Linked DNA regions of Homo sapiens: region 2 is linked to region 1. Evidence: chromatin loops called from intact Hi-C (ENCODE). Cell type or tissue: heart left ventricle. All regions are shown on one strand. Links, peaks and the distances in the headings refer to the core of each region. The heading gives the core; the rest is flanking DNA.

Region 1 (2,917 bases), core at 325-2,824:
GAGAAAATGTAAAGAAAAAAACATTAGAGGGTCAAACACTAAACCATGGAAAGTGGCTAATATTGAGGGTTAAAAAGTATTGATAAAAATACAGGTACAATATTCAAAAGAATGCATTTTTATATAAAACCAAAGGGAAGGATGTTATATCAAGAGCTGTCCATAGGTTCCTCAAAAAATTAAAAATAAAACTACCGTATGATCTAGAAATTCCGCTTCTGGTTAAATACTCAAAAGAATGGAAAGCAAGATCTCAAAGAGATATTTGTACACCCATGTTTATAGCAGCACTGTTTATAAAAACTGAAACATGGAAGAAACCCAAGTGTCCGTGGGTGGATGAATGGATAAACAAAATGTCCTATATACTTACAATGGAATATTATTCAGCCTTAAAAGGGATGAAAGTTCTGACCCAAGCTACAGCATACATGAATCTTAAGGATGTAATACTAAATGAAATAAGTCAGTCACAAAGAAACAAATGCTGTATAATTCTACTTATATAAGGCACTTAGTCAAAATTATAGTGGCACAAAGTAGAATGGTGGCTGCTAGGGAGAAGGGGGAGGGAGAAATGGCGGGCTGTTGTTAATGGTACAGAGTTTCAGTTCTGCAAGTTGAAAAGAGTTCTGGGGACTGGTTGCACAAATGTGAATATACTTAACACTACTGAACTGTACACTTCAAAATGGTTACAATAATAAATTTTATGTTACCTGTATTTTATCAGAATTTTAAACATTGAAATGAAAAGGAGTAGTCATGGATACTACATGGAATTACAGGAAAATGCACACCTTAAAATATTTCCTGGATTTGGTCATTGAAAAGAGTTTGAAGTAGAGATTGTCGATAAAGCCAGCCAAGCAAGCAAATATCATCACTGAAGAAGTATGACAATTGAACCAGAAAGAGGACTACAGTGAGGTGAATAGTGTAAGTTACAGAAGACTATATATGGGCATATTTATGGACAGGAAAACAGGAATATTCTCTTCTGTCTGCCTACATTTTTTACTTCTGCAAGAAACATTAAGTCCTCTGCAAGAAACATTAATCACATTTACTAAAATATGAGATGACATTTACATATTCCTTAATTTTTTATTTTATTTTATTTTATTTTTTTGAGACAGAGTCTCACTCTGTCACCCAGGTGGAGTGCAGTGGCCTGATCTCAGCTCACTACAACCTCCACCTCCCAGGTTCAAGCCATTCTCCTGCCTCAGCCTCCTGAGTAGCTGGAATTACAAGCATGTGCCACCACGCCCAGCTAATTTTTATATTTTTAGTAGAGACAGGGTTTCACCACGTTGGTCAGGCTGGTCTAGAACTCCTGACCTCAGGTGATCTGCCTGCCTCAGCCTCCCAAAGTGCTGGGATTACAAGCATGAGCCACCACGCCTGGCAATTTTAAAATATTTTTTAATATTTTTATTTTTCCTTTTTATAGGGATATGATCTCACTATGTTGCCCGGGATGGTCTCAAACTCCTGAGCTCAAGTGATCCCCCCACCTCAGCCTCCCAAAGTGCTGGGATTACAGGCATAAGCCATCACACTGGCCAGCTTTGCATATTTTTAAAAAGCATTCATTTTGATTATCTGCGTAAGTCACTGTTGATTATTACACTGGAAATTCTCACTAATTTCAAGAAGTAGAAGGAGACGTCAGATTAAAGGTGGTGAAATTTACCTTGAGCTTTAACCCTGCTCTTCCCCCAACTCAAGAACGTTTAACTATTGAAGGTGGCAGGGAATTAGGGTAATAGCCAAAATTCACAAATGGATCAAAGGAATATTTTTTGCCAGTAGAGAAACTTTGGTGTTTTCAAAGGCAAATACATCTTTCTGTATTCATTCTTAATTCCCATGAAAAGGTGTGTTCCTTGGGATAATTCTAACACTATGTTGAGACTGCAAGTCCATGTGATAGGATGGTATCAGGTTCTGAGCGTCCACAGGGAGAAAACAAGGAATTTCCTAACTAAAAATATAAAATCAGATCTGGTTCTCTCTCTCTGGAAATTTAGCAGAACCCACTCATTTTTAAAGGCAGGTATTGTTGCAGCCCCATTGTTTACCCATTGCTCAAATGCAGAGAGCCACATTCCAGGGATGTCTTACAATGGGCACATGGGGACTTGAAGTCGTTGGCTGACTCACTTTCTTCAGTGCACAGCTCTGAGCTCTCATTCGTATAAGGACTATGGTCTTTGGAAGTTGATTTTGGTTTCAGCCCAGGCCAAGTCCCTTTGTGCCTTATCTGAAGGGTATTTTTGGCTCCAGGGTGGTTGTTGGCAGACAGTGAAGCAAATACAACTCAAAGCTCTCATCTCTGTCGAATCACTGCCATAACAGGTAAAATGAACTAAGGAGGCAGTGGGCAAAGCAGATGTTTACAAAGTGAGGGCTAATGCTTGAATAAACATAAAATAGACACATTTGTAATTTGGCTTGTGCCAAGACCCTTCCCTTTCTTTTTTTTTTTTTTTTTTTTTTTGAGACGGAGTCTCGCTCTGTCGTCCAGGCTGGAGTGCAATGGTGCAATCTCGGCTCACTGCAACCTCTGCCTCCCAGGTTCCAGTGATTCTCTTGCCTCAGCCTCCCAAGTATCTGGGATTACAGGTGCCTGCCACCACGCCCAGCTAGTTGAGATGGGGTTTCACCAGGTTGGCCAGGCTGGTCTTGAACTCCTGACCTCTGGTGATCCACCTGCCTCGACCTCCCAAAGTGCTGGGATTACAGGCGTGAGCCATTGCGCCTGGCTCCTTTCTGTCTTCAAAGGAGAACTAATTAATCCTTGATAGGGTAGGGTTAGGGAATTCAACCTCACTGCTTAATGCCCCACCTTAGGAATGTCTGCAGCTGCTGATGCTAGTGTGTGTGTGTGCCTGTGTGTGTGTGTCACATG
Region 2 (2,917 bases), core at 284-2,783, 140 kb after region 1:
CATCTCATGATTGTTCTGTGGATTACAGGGAACTGTTCTTGTGATAATTCAACTTCAATTGCATTCACTGCCACTATAACAATTAAATTCCTGGGAGGGTTGGGCACAGTGATTCACGCCTGTAATGCCAGCACTTTGGGAGGTCGAGACAGGCGGATCACCTGCGGTGTGGAGTTTGAGACCAGCCTGGTCAACATGGTGAAACCTCATCTCTACTAAAAACACAAAAATTAGCCAGGCATGGTGTCCCATGCCTGTAGTCCCAGCTACTCAGGAGGCTGAGGGAGGAGAATCACTTGGACTCAGGAGACAGAGATTGCAGTGAGCCAAGATTGTAACACTGCATTCCAGCCTGGGTGACAGAGTGAGACTCCATCTCAAAAATAAATAGGTAAATAAATTCCTGTGAGAAAGATTCTAATTGACTTAGTCACATGCCCAACCAGTGGTTTGGCTAAACGCAGGGTGTAAATGACAGCTCCACCATAATTACTTGAAAAAGACTGTAGCAATCCTCAAAGGAAGGTACCTATATAGAGAAATATGAAAACAAGACAAATGCAATGTCCATTAAATCCAACTCCTTCGCTGCTTAGCACCCACACACACTCATATTCTTCTTTCTATTGATATGTCTTAGTCTGTTTTGTGGCACTACAACAAAGTACCTGAGACCGGGTAATTTATAAAAATGGAAATTTATTTTCTCATACTTCTGGGGGCTGGGAAGTCCAAGATCAAGGCTCTTGCAGGTTTGAGTTTCTGATGAGGGCCTTCTGGTAGCGTCCTCACATGGCAGAAAGCTGAAGGGCAAGAGAGAGTGAAAGAGCAAGTGAGCAGAACGCTTTATGAAGCCTCTTTTATAAGGGCTTTACTCCCATTAATGAGGGAGGCATCTTGATGGCCTAATTGCCTCTTAAAGGCCCCACCTCTTAATACCATCACATTGCCAACACCTGAATTTTGGAAGGGACACATTCGAACCACAGCATTCTGCTGTGGCCCCCAAAATTCATATCCTTCTCACATACAAAATACATGTCTTCCTTCCCAGTAGCCCCGAAAGTCTTAACTTATTCCAGTATCAGCTCAAAAGTCTAAAATTCAGAGTCTCATTTAAATCAGATATGGGTAAGAGTCAGTGTATGATTCATCCTGAGACAAATTCCCTCCAGCTTTGAATCTAAGAAATCAAACAAGCTAAGGGCTTTAAAAGTACAATGGTGTATTTAGGCATGGGATGAACATTCCCATTTCAAAAGAGAGAAATAGGGAAGCAGAAAGGAGTGACAGATTCCAAGCAACTCCAAAACTCGACAAGGCAAACACCACCAAATCTTGAGGCCTAAGAACAACCTTCCCTTACTTCATGTCCTGCCTTCTGAACACACTGGGGCAGAGGTTAAGGTCCCCAAGGCCCCAAGGTACCCCACCCCTGCAGCTTTGCTGGGCACAGCCCATGGAGCAGCTGTCACAGGTTGGTGTTGGGTACCTGTGGCTCTCACAGGTTGGCATTGCATGCTGGCATTTCTATAGGTCTGGGGTCTCTGGGGCAGAGACCCTACCCCCATGGCTTCACTAAGGCCTGCTCTAGTGGGGATTCTCTGCAGTGTCCCTGCCCCCAGAGCAAGTCTCTGCTTGGGCCCCAACAGTGTCTGAGATATCCTTTGAATTCTAGGTGGAGGCCAATAATGCTTCCACAGCTCTTGCACTCTGCAAGCCTGCAGAATTAGCACCACCTGGATGCAGCCAAGGTGTGTATGGCTATGCCTTCCAAGATGGTGGCCTGAGCCACACCTGGGCCTGCTTGAGCTACAGCTGGGAAAGCTGAGGCGTGCTACCCCAAAATGCGGAATGCAGAGACCCAAGGCAGCCCTGGGCAGTGAGCCCCAAGGTTCCATGAACCCCTGAGCCATGCAAAACTACTCTTCTCTCAAGGCCCTGGCACTCTGGGCCTGAAATGGGCATGGCAGCCTCAAAGATCTCTGAATTGCCTTTGGGGTCACTCTCCCATTGTCTTGATGAATATCACCTGGCTTCCTTGTATCCATAGTAATCTCCATATCAACAGTCATTTGGCCACTCTCGGTTTTCTCCCCAACACATTTTTTAAATCTTTATATGCCCAGGCTGTGAATTTTCCAAATCTTTACATTCTGCTTCTCTTTTAATTATAAATTTTATCTTTAAGTCATTTCTCTCCTCTTGCATTTTAATAGAAGCAGTTAAGAGAAGCACTACAACTCTTTCAATATTTTGCTGCTTAGTGTTCTCTGAGCCAGGTGGATGCCTCTCTTCCTCCATGCATCCTTTCTCCACCTCCCAGGAATGGCCAGGTGTCCCCACTGGCTCCTGGGCCAGGAGGCATCCAAGGTTCTGTGAAGCTGCTGAAGGAGCCTGTCTTTGTTTGTGCTGCTATGATATAAAATTTATTTTCTCTCAGTTCTGGAGGCTGGGAAGTTCAAGATCAAGGTGCCGCCGTGTTCCATTTTCTGGTGAAGGTCCAATCTCTGCTTCCAAGATGAAGCCTTGATGCTGAATCCTTGTAGGGGAAAAACACTGCATCTTCCCATGGTAGAAAAGCTGGAAGGACAAGAGAACCAAATGCTTTGTGAAGCCTCCTTATAAGGGCCTTAATCCCATTCATAAAAGGAGGAGCCCTTATGGCCAAATCACCTCTTACAGGCCCCATCTCTTAATACTATTACATTGGTAACACCTGAATTTTGGAGGCGGCCTATTCAAATCATAGTAACAAACAATTCAAAAAATATCCTGTTAATAAAAAGTAAATAACTTATGCAGACTTGCCCTATGCTACACTGAGAGGTTACCCAGCAGCACCTCCCACTATCATGACACAATGCCAGGAAGACTTGTGAAATGGCAATTTCTGGATTACGTCTATTTTTACCTC

What was found. A loop is a pair of places that touch in the nucleus more often than their neighbours do. Peaks named below come from ENCODE experiments on the same cell type or tissue, not always from the same donor. Only the 100,000 strongest peaks of a DNase experiment are listed, where the experiment ranks them.
Region 2: a loop joins it to region 1, with 2.4 times the contacts of the local background. A loop is called at or near these places in 20 of 110 quality-filtered maps.

What each region holds. Positions count from the first base shown.
Region 1 is chr13:95,503,267-95,506,183 of GRCh38, forward strand. The region is part of intron 2 of CLDN10-AS1 (CLDN10 antisense RNA 1); the gene reads right to left. It also overlaps a transcript of CLDN10 not described here. Among named protein-coding and RNA genes, the nearest start is that of CLDN10-AS1, 29 kb to the right of the region's middle. In heart left ventricle, for the core only: no CTCF peak of the experiment used is centred there; no DNase peak of the experiment used is centred there.
Region 2 is chr13:95,648,032-95,650,948 of GRCh38, forward strand. LOC124903194 (a long non-coding RNA gene) reads right to left here and starts at 2,580. Exons shown (of 2, transcript XR_007063840.1): 1 at 2,033-2,580; 2 at 680-803. In heart left ventricle, for the core only: no CTCF peak of the experiment used is centred there; a DNase peak (open chromatin) is centred at 1,473.